2 separate regions of the Homo sapiens genome follow, and region 2 is linked to region 1. A link is a loop called in an ENCODE intact Hi-C map of the cell type or tissue named here. Cell type or tissue: breast epithelium. All regions are shown on one strand. Links, peaks and the distances in the headings refer to the core of each region. The heading gives the core; the rest is flanking DNA. Region 1 overlaps CHMP4B (charged multivesicular body protein 4B). Region 2 overlaps ZNF341 (zinc finger protein 341).

Evidence for each region. Peaks named below come from ENCODE experiments on the same cell type or tissue, not always from the same donor. Only the 100,000 strongest peaks of a DNase experiment are listed, where the experiment ranks them.
Region 2: a loop joins it to region 1, with 5 times the contacts of the local background. A loop is called at or near these places in 6 of 110 quality-filtered maps.

Annotation. Positions count from the first base shown.
Region 1 is chr20:33,830,515-33,835,514 of GRCh38, forward strand. The region is part of intron 1 of CHMP4B (charged multivesicular body protein 4B); the gene reads left to right. Among named protein-coding and RNA genes, the nearest start is that of CHMP4B, 22 kb to the left of the region's middle. In breast epithelium, for the core only: no CTCF peak of the experiment used is centred there; no DNase peak of the experiment used is centred there; H3K4me3 peaks cover 362 bases; H3K27ac peaks cover 911 bases.
Region 2 is chr20:33,777,950-33,787,249 of GRCh38, forward strand. It overlaps ZNF341 (zinc finger protein 341), which reads left to right. Exons shown (of 15, transcript NM_001282933.2): 11 at 3,342-3,438; 12 at 5,783-5,915. Among named protein-coding and RNA genes, the nearest start is that of ZNF341-AS1, 28 kb to the right of the region's middle. RefSeq lists silencers at 649-698, 7,728-7,777 and enhancers at 789-1,078, 1,114-1,408. In breast epithelium, for the core only: no CTCF peak of the experiment used is centred there; no DNase peak of the experiment used is centred there.

The sequences.
Region 1 (5,000 bases), core at 1-5,000:
CCAGCTGGAAGACAGCTGCCTTCTTGCTGTGTCCTCACATGGCCTTTCTGTGGAGTGTGTGTTGTGCATTGCAGGGAGTGGATAGAGAGCGGGGGCGTCTCTCTTCCTATAAGGCTAATAGTCCTGTCAGATTAGGGCCCCATCCTTGTGATGTCAGTTAGCCTTAATGACCTCCAAGAGGCCCCATCTCCAAATGCAGCCACACTGGGGCCAGGGCTTCAGCATATGAATTCTGGGGGGATACAGGTCAGTCCATAGCACTCCTTAGCTTTTTGTTTTCTGATTGACTACTTTAGGACCCGTGAGGTATTGTTTTTCTTGGTAGGGAGGCTGCTTTCTGACATTCCTTTCTTTACATTATTTTCTAAACAATCAGATTATAATCTAGCACTGTGAATTAATTGTTCAAAGGAACAGAGTTTTTTTTTTTTTTTTAGTTTTTTTGAGACAGGGTCCTGCTCTGTCACTCAGGCTGGAATACACTGGCATGAAAATGGCTCATTGCAGCCTGGACCTCCACAGCTCAAGGGATCCTCCCACCTCAGCCTCCCAGGTAGCTGAGACTGCCTATGCTCAGCTAATTTTTTTTTTTTTTTTTTCCAGATAGCTTTGTCACAAGACTCAGGCTGGAGTGCAGTGGCGTGATCTTGGCTCACTGCAACCTCCACCTCCTGGGTTCAAGCGATTCTCCTGCCTCAGCCTCCAGAGTAGCTAGGATTACAGGCACGTACCACCACGCCTGGCTATTTTTAGTGGAGACGGGGTTTCACCATGTTGGCCAGGCTGGTCTCGAACTCCTGACCTCAAGTGATCCGCCCACCTCGGCCTTCCAAAGTGCTGGGATTACAGGCATGAGCCACTGCACCCGGCCGTCCAGCTAAGTTTTAAAAGTTTCTGTGAAGATGAGGTTTCGCTGTGTTGGCCAGGCTGGTCTTAAACTCCTGACCTCAAGTGATCCGCCCACCTTGGCCTCCCAAAGTGCTGGGATTACAGGTGTTAGCCACCGTGCCTGGCTGCCCAGCTAAGTTTTAAAAATTTTTGTGGAGATGAGGTTTCGCTATGTTGCCCAGGCTGGTCTTGAACTCGTGGCCTCAAGTGATCCTCCTGCTTTGGCCTCCCAAGGTGCTAGGATTACAGGCATGAGCCACTGCACCTGGCCTCAGAGATTATGTTCTCTCAGTGTTTCAGTGTCTGGTAATTCTGTGCAGTTTGGAGTTTGTTCTTTAATTTTATTATTTTCACATATACAGTTGTAATCGACAGTGTTCAGCAGGGAAGATCGGATAACAAACCCATGAACCAGACTGTTTTTGTTTTTTAATTGCGCTAAGGTATACATAACATTACAGGTGTGAGCCACCGTGTCTGACCTGTGCCCCATTTTTTAAGGACAAGGCAAGACTACCTTTTCCCGAAAGAGAATCAGCTTCCTGTGCCCTTCACCCCTTGCTGCCTCCTGGGCAAGGAAAATCATTTGTCTGCAACCCCTTCATCATGTCTCTCTTGATTCCAAAAGCATAAAAGGCTGGTTGGGTTTTCCCTCTTGCCTTGCTTTTCTAACAAGCGCGCACATTGGAAGTATTTTTCTGCCGGCATTTCACTCTCTTCCCAACTTCCCCACAAACGTCCCCAGCCCCCATACCTCCGTTGTCATCTCGGTTGCCAGGGTGCTCTCATGCTTGCTCAGGCAGAAGGGGGCCCTTGTTGGCATGGATTCAGCTGGAAGCAGAGGAAGAAAAGCCAGTCGGAAAAGAAAGAGTGCATCCCAGCCTGGGAACGGAAACCCAAAGCAGGCTGTTTCCCCTCTGTCCCAGCCAAGAACCTGGTCACCTCTCAGCAAGCCTGGCTAAGAGCATCCAGCCTGGGACCTGGCGGGTGGGGGAGGAGCTCAATCAGTGCCTTCATTCCACCCGAGGGCCACACCAAAGCGCCAGTGCCAGTCATAATCAGGTTGTTCTTAGTAAATGATTTGCTTTTTAAAATATAACTGTCTTTCCATGTCTGGGGATGAGGAAGAAATAGGCTGTTGTTTTTGTTTGTTTTGATTAGGTAGTCATGTAAATGGTACATAATTTTAAAAGTGCCTTCGTTGCCTCAGTCACTCCCTTCCTAGAAATGACCAATTACAAGGCCCTGAGGTAGTCTCTGCAATTAAAAACATGTACCATACCTATGTATTCTCCTGAGACACGCCCATGTATGAATGGTAGTAATTAGGTTACCTTTGAATCCTGTGCTCTTTATAGTTTTACAATAAATGATTTTTTTTTTTTTTTTTTAAAGAGACAGGGTCTCGTTCTGTTGCCCAGGCTGGAGTGCATTGGCGCAATCATAGCTCACTGTAACCTCAAACTCCTGGTCTCAAGCAATCCTCTCGCCTCAGCCTCCCAAATAGCTATGACTACAGGTGTGCACCACCATGCCTGGCTAATTAAAAAAAAATTTTTTTTTTTTTGTAGAGACAGGGTCTTACTATGTTGCCTAGGCTGATCTCAAACTCCTGGCCTCAAGCGAACCTCCTGCTTTGGCCTCCCAAAGTGCTGGGATTGTAGGTGTGAGCCACCACGGCCAGCCAGAAGTGATTTGGATTTGACCCACTCTGAAGTCCCTGAACTCCATCTTCCTCATATGGATTTAGAGAAGGTTAATTCAAACTTCAGGTGCTAACTTGAATTTTGAAGCCCATGGCCCCACAGAAAGATCTGGGAGAATAGTTTCTCCCTCCCTGCCTTATCTTCTCTTCCCTGAGTTACTGGTCTCTCTGAGAAATGGCATCTCCACCACCTGGTTGCCCCAGCCAGGAACTTGGAACTTATTCCTGACTCAGTCTCCATTTCCTTCTGTTGTACATTCAAACAGGTGATACAGGCCCATGGTCTTCCCTCTTGGTATCTCTCAAGTTCACCCTCTCCTGGTCAGCCCCTCTGCTGTGGCCTCAGTTCAGGCTCTTGAAATCCACACCCTCTGGATTATTGCAGTGGTTGCCAGCCCCTTCTCCCCACAGCAGCCAGAGGGATCTTTCTGAAATGTAAATCTGATCACGTTCCTGTCCTGCTTTGAATCTTTCAATGGCTTCCTGCTAACCCTGGGATAGATTCCAGCAGCTCCTTAACAAGACATCCAAGTCTGTCCTTGAGTTTCTCTCTTTAGCTTTTATCTTTCCTTGTTCCCTCCCCTATTTTCTCATGCCTCTCTTTTCCTGCTGCTTGGATATATTCCTCTGGGCTCTCTCCTACCATCCTTTAAAATGCATGATAACCCCAAAGGTTAGTTTCCCCCCTCTAGGCATCCACAGTAAGTGTCCTGTGCTGACCTCTGTCATGTATTACATTGTCCATATCTGCTGGCCTGTGAATTCCTTCAGCCTTGGGACTGTATCATTTTTGTCCCTAGTTCCCTAGCAGGGTATCATGAGCAAAGTGTAATTCCTGGTACAGTAGAATGAGCAAAGGAATTGCCTGTTTCATCTAAGCCGTTGCATCCTTTGTAGTATTGGTATGAAGTTGCTTCATCTTTTCTAGTATTGTCATGAAGTTGTTCATAATATCCCCTTTTTATCCTTTTAATATTCCTGGAGTCTGTAGTGATATCACATTTATCATTCTCGATACCAGTAATCTTTTTTTCCTGGTCAGTCTGGCTAGAAGTTCAATCTTGTTGAACTTCTCGAAGAGCCAGAATTTTATTTCATTGACCTTCTTTCTCTTTTGTTTCTTTTTTGTCTTTTATTGATTTTTCACTTCGATCTTTATTCCCTTTCTTCTGCTTACTTTGGATTTTGTTTGCCCTTTATTTGTATTTGTATTTTTTTTTGGAGACAGGTTATCACTCTCTCACCTAGGCTGGAGTGCAGTGGCACAATCATAGCTTACTGCAGCCTCAAACTCCTGGGCTCAAGTGATCTTCCTTGCCTCAGCTTCTCAAGTAGCTGGGGCAGTACAGGTGCCTGCCACCGACTAATTTTTGAAAAAAATTTTTAATAGAAATAAGGTCTTGCCACGTTGCTCAGTCCCAAGCTGGTCTTTTTCTAGCTTGTTAAGGTGGAAGCTGAGGTCCATTTGAGATTGTTCTTTTCTAGTGTAGGCTTTTAGTTCCCTTAAGGTACCACATTGGTGGCATCCCACAAATTTTGATATGTTGTGTTTTTATTTTCATTCAGTTCAAAATACTTTCTGATTTCCCATTTCATTTCTTCTTTGACCTACGGCTTATTTAGAAGTATATTATTTAGTTCCTAAATGTGTGGGGATTTAACAGATTTTCTGTTCGTGATTCCTATTTATTTTATTTTTATTTTTGTTTTGAGATGGAGTCTCACTCTGTCGCCCAACCTGGGGTGCTGTGACGTGTTCTCAGCTGACTGCAATAACCTCCACCTCCTGGGTTCAAGCGATTCTCCTACCTCAGCCTCCCGTGTAACTAGGACTACAGGCACACGCCACCACGCCCAGCTAATTTTTGTAGTAGAGACGAGTTTCACCATGTTGGCCAGGCTGGTCTTGAACTCCTGACCTCAAGGGATCCGCCCGCCTCGGCCTCCCAAAATGCTGGGATTACAAGCGTGAGCCATCGCACCTGGCCTATGATTCCTAATTATTAAATTCCATCCCAGGTGATAGAAGTAATGAGATTCTTTAAAAATATTGCTCCACTGTCTTCTTGCTAGCATCGTTTTCTATGAGAAATCTTTGTCATCTTTATTTCAGTATATGTAATGTATATTTTTTTCTTTGTCTGCTCTTAACATTTTATTACTGATTTTGAGCACTTTTAATATGATGTGCTTTGGTATATGTGGTCTTCTTCAAGTTTCTTAAGCTCCAGGGTCATTGAGCTTCTTGTATCTGTGGGTTTAAAGTTTTCATCAAAGTGGAAAATTTTTGGCCGTTATTTCTTGAAATGTTTATTCACCTGCCCTCCTCCTTTGGGGACTCCAGTTACATGTATATAGGTTACCTGAAGTTATCCCACACCTCACTGCTGCTCTGCTGATGTTTAAA
Region 2 (9,300 bases), core at 2,244-7,243, 50 kb before region 1:
ATTAAATTCAGGTCATGCACTTTTGTCAGGAATGTCACAACAAATACTGTGTCCTCCTCCGTGTGTCATATCAGGAGGCATGTGATGTTGATTTGCTCTATTACTGGTGATGTTACCTTGGATGACTTAATTCAGGTGCTGTTTCTGGCAGGAGATTTTAATTTTCCTGGCTATTGGTAAACAATCTCTGACACAAATCTATGTCTCCCCCAAACCCAGCCCCTGAAGCATGTGAGATTCTGTCCTTTCCCATCTCACCAGCTAGTTAAGTCTCTGCCCTCCTGGTACCTCTGCTCCCACCCCACCTTCCCTTTCTTGCTGCCTGGAGGCATTTAGTATGTGGCTTCTTTCTTTTTCTTTTCTTTTTTTATTTTTTTTGAGACAGAGTCTCTCTCCGTCACCCAGGCTGAAGTGCAGTGGCATGATCTTGGCTCACCGCAACCTCTGCCCTCCTGGGTTCAAGTGATTCTTGTGCCTCAGCCTCCTGAGTAGCTGGGATTACAGGTGTGAGCCACCACACCTGGCTAATTTTTGTATTTTTAGTAAAGACGGCATTTCTCCATGTTGGCCAGGTTGGTCTCGAACTCCTGACCTTAAGTGATCCGCCCACCTCGGCCTCCCAAAGTGCTGGGATTACAGGCATGAGCCACCGCGCCTGGCTAGTGTGTGGTTTCAGAGTGCGCCTGGCTAGTGTGTAGTTTCAGAGTGCGGTCTATGGGGCTCCCCTGGGCCCTTCGCAGGTGCAGCCTGCCTGGGGTTTCCCACAGGCAGTACTCTACACAGCCTGCCTTTTGGTTTTTGCTTTGAATTGTTCACCTACCTGTGACATTCCTCACTGATAACTCATTGTAAATAGGTCAATATGCTGGCAAATGTTTTCTTTTTTCTTTTCTTTTTTTGTCTGATAATACCCTTTCTTCCTTAGCTGGCACATGTTTTCATGATGGGGAGATGGTGGTGTCTTTTCTCCCTTCAGAGTGGTTGGTGGCCTGAGACTGCTGTTGTGAGGACATGTTTATGAGCTGTTTGGCACAGTTGTGTTTTTTGACTCTGTATTAGGCCATTCTTGCACTGCTATAAAGAAATACCTGAGACTGGGTAATTTATAAGAAAAGAGGCTTATTTGACTCACGGTTCAGCAGGCTGTACAGGAAGCATAGTGTCTGAGCTAGCAGATCTGCCACTGGGGAGGCCTCAGGAGGCTTTTACTCATGGCAGGAGGAGAAGGGGAAGTAGACATGTCACATGGCCAGAGCAGGAGCCAGATAGAGAGAGAGGGAGGCGCCATACACTTTTAAACAGCTAGATCTCATGAGAACTCACTCACTATCCTGAGGACTGCACCAAGGGGATGGTCCTAAACCATTCATGAGAAATCCACCCCCATGATCCAATCACCTCCCACCAGAACTCACCTCCAGCACTGGGGATTATAGTTCAACATGAGATTTAGGTGGGGACACAGATACAAACTATGTCAGACTCTGTGACAATCTCCCTTTTTTTTTTTTTTTTTTTTGAGATGGAGTCTCACTGTGTCGCCCAGGCTGGAGTGCAGTAGCGTGATCTCAGCTCACTGCATCCTGCATCTCCCAGGTTCAAGTGATTCTCCTGCCTCAGCCTCCTGAGTAGCTGGGGTTACAGGCAGGTGCCACCACGCCTGGCTAATGTTTGTATTTTTAGTAGAGACAGGGTTTCACCGTATTGGCCAGGCTGGTCTTGAACTCCTGACCTCAGGTGATCTGCCCACCTCAGCCTCCCAAAGTGCTGGGATTACAGGCATGAGGCACTGCATCCAGCCATGTGACAATTGTAAGAATGAGTGACAGGCAGGTCTGTTTGGGACTCACACCCCATATTTTGAATGAGGAGGCCCAGCAGGTCAGAAATGGGAAGGCGCTGGGCTTGGATCCCCATCTGTCTGACTCTTTAATGTAACAAGTTCTCACTGGTGCTGGGAGCAGCTTGTGAATGGGCAAGATGTGGTATCTGGAACAGGGACCACTTGCTAGTGGAGGAGACAGACAATAACCAAGTAAGCAAATAATAAATAATTCCAGGTAAGAAGTGGTAAGAAGAAAATAAAACTGAGTGATGTAATAGGGAGTGACTGGGAGTGCATCGTGGGGGGCAACTTGAGACAGGGTGGCCAGGAGGGCCTCTTTGGGGAGGTGACATTTGAGCTGAGATATGAAGGATGAGAAGGCACTGCCTGGGGAAGACTTGGGGAAGAGTGTTCCGGGGAACAGGAACAGCCAGTGCCAAGGCCCTGAGGTGGGAATGAGCCTGGTGTGTTCAAGGTAGGTCAAGGAGGCCAGGGTGGCCAGAGCAGAGTGAGTGAGGTGGAGAAAGGAGAAGGATGAGGTCTGAGAGGTGGGAGTGGGTCAGACCACAGGGCCTTGTAGGCCAAGGTGGGAGGTGGGTTAAGCAATGGTGTGGCATGGTCTGACTTACTTTTTTTTTTTGTTTCTTTTTTGAGACAGAGTCTCACTCTGCCGCCCAGGCTGGAGTGCAGTGGTGCGATCTCGGCTCACTGCAACCTCCGCCTCCTGGGTTTAAGTGATTCTCCTGACTCAGTCTCCTGAGTAGCTGGGATTACAGGTCCACGCTACCACGCCTGGCTAATTTTTGTATTTTTAGTAGAGAGACGGGGTTTCATCATGTTGGCCAGGCTGGTCTCAAACTCCTGACCTCAGGTGATGCGCCTGCCTCGGCCTCCCGAAGTACTGGGATTACAGGTGTGAGTCACCACACCAGGCCTTTTTTTTTTTTTCTTATTTAAATAGAGACAGGTTCTCTTTCTGTTACCCAGGCTGGAGTGTAGTGGCATAATCATGGCTCACTGTAACTTCAAAACCCCTGGGCTTAAGCGATCCTCCTGCCTTAGCCTCTTGAGTAGCTGGGAAGCCACCACATCTAGCTAATTTTTAAATTTTTCATAGGGATAGGGGTCTTGCCATGTTGCCCAGGCTGATTTTGAACTCCTGGTCTCAAACAATCCTCTCACCTTGGCCTCCTAAAGTATTGGGATTGCAGGTGTGAGCCAGCCACTGTGCTCAGCCTGTTTCATTTTTAAAGGTGCCCCTGGCCACCCTGTGGAGAATGGACTACAGGAGGCAAGGCAGGGGCAGGGTGGCCAGCGAGGAGGCTACTGCACAAGTCCGAACAAGAGATGATGGCGCTCAGATGAGGACAGGCAGTGGCAATTGAGAAGAGTGGATGGATTTGGAATGAATTAACTGTAGGATGTTGCCTCCTAATGTTGGCCCTGGGGTGGCCGGGGCGCTGCTTCCTATGCCTGCTGTGTTTCCTCCCTCATCTCTCCTGCTCCTTCCACTTAGGTGTGTCAAATGTGTCAACAAATACTCCACCCCTGAGGCCCTGGAGCACCACCTGCAGACCGCCACTCACAACTTCCCCTGCCCACACTGCCAGAAGGTGGGTGCCACTGTCCTCTTTTCTGGGGCCTAGGCTATAATAAGGGCAAGGAGGTGGGGTGGGGTGCACACCTCACCCTTTCCTTCTCCTCTCTCACCATAGGACACGCAGGCAGGGCTCAGGGGCTGCTCCACAGATGACACAGTGTCTCTGCCTGGCCATCTCATCCATCACATTCCAGATGTGGCCATGTCGGGGCTGCTGCTGGAGCCAGGCTGGGTGGGCTGTCCTGGTCCCAGGCCTAGTGTCTGAGCAGAAGCCTCCCAGCTTCCTGATGTAAGATTATCCTTATTACAATTGGCTCTTCTTTTTAATTTTTTTTTTTTTTTGAGACAGGGTCTTACTCTGTCACCAGGCTAGTGTGCAGTGGTTTGATCATGGCTCACCGCAGCCTCAACCTCCTGGGCTCAGCCCCCTGAGTAGCTGGGACTATAGGCATGTGCCACCATGCCCAGCTAATTTTTGTATTTTTTATAGAGATGGAGTTTCACCGTGTTGCCCAGGCTGGTCTCAAACTCCTGGGCTTAAGGGACCTGTCCACCTTGACCTCCCAAAGTGCTGGGATTACACGCATGAGCCACTGCACCCAGCCTAAATTTTTTGTAGAGATAGGGCTCACTATGTTACCCAGGCTGGTCTCAAACTCTTGGCCTCAAGTGATCCTCCCACCTCAGACTCCCAGAGTGTTGGGATTACAGGTATGAGCCATCATGCCCAGCCTGGATTCTTCTTTTCAGTGACTCTGAAAGCCTCACTAAAGCCTGTTCCTGATAACATCAAACATCCAGGAAGTGTTCCAATTTCTAGTTGTCTCAAAGCTTCATCATTTTGTAAAGTTCATTTGAATCAGGTCCATAGATTGCAATTGATTGACATAACAAAAGCCTCTATTAATCTACAGGTCCCCACCACCACCCCTGACCACTGCTCCCTTTTTTCTTTCCTCTGAATTTATTTGTTGAAGAAACTGGGCCATTTGGTTCAGCGGTGTTCCCCGCAGTCTGGATTTTGCTGATTACGTCTCCCTGGTGTGTTTAACTTGCTTCTTCACTCTACTCATTTTCTTACAACCATATGTGGCAGATTTTCCAGGACAGCCCTGGTTTCATTTTGGCCTCATTCTGGATGTTTCTTATTATCTAACCTAATTTTAAGCTTTAGAAGTTGTGGTCCGAGTAAAAGATACCATGAATTGAGCAAGAACCACATGCCAGATGCTGTTCTGAGCATTTCACTGGAATTGACTAGAGGATAGGTGTACTGTTACTATCCCCCTTTATAGGTGGGGAAACCAAGGCAGAAAGGTCACCTAGCTGGGAAACGATGGGGCTAATAAGCAGTGGGGCAGCTGGGTCTGTGCCCGTGACCAACGCTCTACCAAAATGAATGAATGTGTGAATACATGCCCTTCTTTTGCCTGGACTGGAAAGAGATTTTCACTTCTGTGTTTTCTGGCTTTAAAAAAATTACCTTTCATACAAAAATTAGCTGGGTGTGGTGGTGGGCGCCTGTAATCCCAGCACTTCGGGAGGCTGAGGCGGGTGGATCACCTGAGGTCAGGAGTTAGAGACCAGCCTAACCAACATGGAGAAACCCTGTCTCTACTAAAAATAAAAATTAGCCGGGAGTGGTGGCAGGCACCTGTAATCCCAGCTACTCAGGAGGCTGAGGCAGGAGAATCGCTTGAACCTGGGAGGCAGAGGTTGCAGTGAGCCAAGATTGCACCATTGCACTCCAGCCTGGACAATATGAGCGAAACTGCATCTCAAATAAAATAAAATAAAATAAATAAAAGTAAAAAATTACCTTTCCATAGATTTCTTTAGTAATTTGCTCATTTTCCATTAATTCTTTTACTTGTCAGTCATTTGACCCAGGCTCTGTGCTGGGGAGTGAAAGCCCCTCTCTGCCTACTTGGAGCTCCTGTGTAAGCAAAGGGCTGTCATTCAGTGGGTTAAATGCTGACTTAAAAGTGTGGGTGGACATTCAAAGGCAGAATTGGCTTTGCCAGGCATAGCACCAGGGAGCTAGGGAAGGCTTGACAGGAGCAGTGACGCCCGAGTTGGGTCTTGAAGGATGTGTAAGAGTTTGTCAGTAAAGAGAGAAAGGCCCTCTGGGTGGGAAGAACATCCGGGCAAAAGCTCAGGGCAGACATGTTTTGTCCGGGCTTGTGGGGAGCCATGAAGTTCTAAGGGCTGAGTCTGACATTCTGGGTCCTGGCCCCTGATAGCCAGAAAGGAAGGTGTCTCTATAGGGGCTGGAAACGAGGAACCTTTGAGTTCAGAAGATGGCCAGGGGAGGGGGGCCCGGTGAGTCAGACCTGAAGGCCCCTCTTCTCTCCCAGGTGTTTCCTTGTGAACGCTACCTGCGGCGTCATCTGCCCACCCACGGCAGCGGGGGCAGGTTCAAGTGCCAAGTGTGCAAGAAGTTCTTCCGGCGGGAGCATTATCTCAAACTGCATGCTCACATCCACTCGGGTAGGTACCCTGCCCCTGAGAACTCCAGCCCAGCCCCTCCCCTCCCCCTCCCCCTCTCCTCATGCCTTTCTCTCTCTTCCCATCCCCATCTGGCTCTTCTCCCTGTCTCCCTCAGCCCCTTTTCCCTCCACTTCTCCATCTCCCTCCCCATCTCACTCAGTCCCTCCCCTCATCTCTCTCAGCCCCCGTCTCCCTCCTCCTCCCCATCTCCCTCCTCCTCCCCATCTCCTTCCTCCTCCCCATCTCCCTCCAGCACCCTTCTCCCTCCTCTTCCCCATTTCCTTTCCCCTCTCCCTCTCCCTACTCCTCTCCCTCCCCCCTCCCTCCGCCTCCTCACCTCCCTCCCTCTCCCCATCTCCTTCCCCCTCCCCCATCTCCCTCCCTCTCTCCATCTCTCTCCCCCCCATCTCCCTCACCCTCCCCATCTCCCTCTTCTTCCCCATCTCCCTGCAGCCCCCTTCTCCCTCCTCCTTCCCATCTCCCTCTAGCCTCCCTTCCCCTCCCTCTCCCCATCTCCTTCTAGCCCCCTCCAGCCTCCCTCCCCTGTCCTCTCCCCTCTCCCTCCAGCCCCCTCCCCCTCCTCTCTGTCGCTGTCTGTCTCCCTCCAGCCCTCCTGCCTCTCCCCTTGCTCCTCCTTCCTCTCTCCTTCCTGGCCCCTGATCCACCTGCCTTAATTCATGAACAAGGGATTCCCACCACCGCTAAAGCAGAGAAGAGCCCCTGGAGGTTGTGTGGAAGGGACTTTTTATTCTTTTTTTTTTTTTCTTTGAGACAAAGTCTCGCTCTTGTTGCCCAGGCTGGAGTGCGGTGGCAGATCTTGGCTCACTGCAACCTCTGCCTCCCGGGTTCAAGTGATTCTCCTGCCTCAGCCTCCTGAGTAGCTGGGATTACAGGCTCCCACCACCATGTCCAGCTAGTTTTTTGTATTTTTAGTAGAAACAGGGTTTTGCCATGTTGGCCAGGCTGGTTTCGAACTCCTGACCTCAGGTGATCCTCCTGCCTCGGCCTCCCAAAGTGCTGGGATGACAGGCGTGAGGCACTGCACCCAGCCTGTGTGAGGGACTCTTGACTCTGCCCCCTGTGGTGGGGACACTGCTCTCACTGTAAGTTCCCACTCAAACCTGAACAAAACGCCATCTCCTTGGTTCCCCAGTTGAAACACACTGACATTTTCTTTTCTATTAATCTTTAGATTTTTTTATTAGTTAAATTTTTTAATTGCTTTTTAATTGAAAAGGATCTAAAGATTGAGAAAACTTGAGGGAAAATCCTTGACGGGACAAAAGCATATATAAAAAAATAAACTCCCTCTCACTTCAGATGGACAATCCAATGTTTTTCCTTTTTTTTCTTTCCTACGACCTATGGTAAAAAATACATTTCATATTGCAACCCAGGAAGCACACATAGGATGTATTGCAACAAAAGTTTTACAAAACAGTGTTTTCTATTTTGTCCTTTTCAATTTTAGTTTTTTTATTTTTTATTTTTATTTTGAGACAGGGTCTCACTCTGTCACCCAGGCTGGAGTGCAATGGTATGATCTCACTACAACCTCCGCCTCCCAGGTTCAAGCCATTCTCGTGCCTCAGCCTCCCGAGTAGCTGGGATTACAGGCGCCCACCACATGCCTGGCTAATTTCTGTATTTTCAGTAGAGACGGGGTTTCACCATGTTGGCCAAGATGGTCTCAAACTCCTGGCCTCAGGTTACCCACCCACCTTGGCCTCTCAAAGTGCTGGGATTACAGATGCAAGCCACCACACCCAGCCTATTTTTAATTCTTAAAATAACCACCAACAGGGTGTAACTTGTGGTTTGCAGTTTGCAAAATACTCCTAATTCTCTTCCCCAAAGGTAACTGTTAGCGGTCTAGTCTGCATTCTTCTAGTTTTATTTTACACATATATAAAACGCTTGCTTACGTTTGCAAAAATGAGCACATACTATAACTTATGTGCCTTTTTTTCCTTATCATATACCTTGGCGATGTTCCCCAAGGAATGTGTGCTTACAGTTCCCCTGGAGGCTAAATTCTGTGGGTCCCCCTCCCCCGGGCCCCCCCCAGAAGTTGTTACCAACAGCACCTTCTTTTTCACATCTGAGTAGTCTTCCTCAATGAATTTTTCATCTTGTATTTAGCCAGTTCTCTATGTATGAACCTTTTTTTTTTTTTTTTTTTTTTTTGAGACTGAATGGCACGATCTTGGTTCACTGCAACCTCTGCCGCCTGAGTTCAAGCAATTCTCCTGCCTTAGCCTTCCAAGTAGCTGGGATTACAGGTGTGCACCATCACGCCCAGCTAATTTTTGTATTTTTAGTAGATATGTGGTTTCACCATGTTGGCCAGGCTGGTCTCGAACTCCTGACCTCAAGTGATCCCCCCGCCCCAGCCTCCCAAAGTGCTGGGATTACAGGCATGAGCCATCACGCCCAGCCTATGTATGAACCGTTAAATTACATTTCAGCTATTAGTTTGTACACACAATGCTGTGTGGGTCCCTTGGCAAGCTTTTGGAAGTGTATCTGTAGTGTATATTCTTAGGAGTGGAAATGCTAGGTTAAAATGCATGTGTAATACTGAGTTTCAGTTTGGGATGATGAAAAAATTCTAGAGACAGATGATGGTGATGGTTGCATGATGGTGCAAATGTACTTATGCCACTGAACTATACACTTAAAAGAAGCTTAAGATGGTCAATTTTCTGTTATGTATATTTCTCCACAATAAAGAAGGGAAAAGAAGTAATGCATTGTAAGTTTGATATTACCAAATTGCTCTTTATGGCTTTTAAAAATTATTATTCAAAAGTAATACATGCTGCCAGGCGCGGTGGCTCATGCCTGTAATCTCAGCACTTTGGAAGGTGAAGGTGGGTGGAGCACCTAGGTCAAGAGTTTGAGACCAGCCTGGCCAACGTGATGAAACCCCGTCTCTACTAAAAATACAAAAATTAGCCGGGTGTGGTGGTACGCACCTGTGATCCCAGCTACTCAGGAGGCTGAGGCAGGAGAATTGCCTGAACCCAGGAGATGGAGGTTGCAGTGAGCCAAGATCAAACCACTGCACTCCAGCCTGGGCAACAGAGCAAGACTCTGTTTCAAAAAAAAAAAAAAAAATACAAAAAACGAAACAAAACAAAACAAAAAAAACCACACAAATAATACATGGTTATTATAAAAATGGAAACAATATAGGAGTACATAAAGTAAAATGTTAAATTTCCCCTTCAAGTTGTAGTTGCCACTGACACTTTGGTCTGTCCTTTCCCTACACCTCCCCATCTTTCTTCCTGCATCTTCAGTTTATTTACAGAGACACATGGCCAGGGCTTTTTTGGGGTGTGCAGGTTGTATTTTTTCTTTCTTTTTTTTTTGTTGGAGC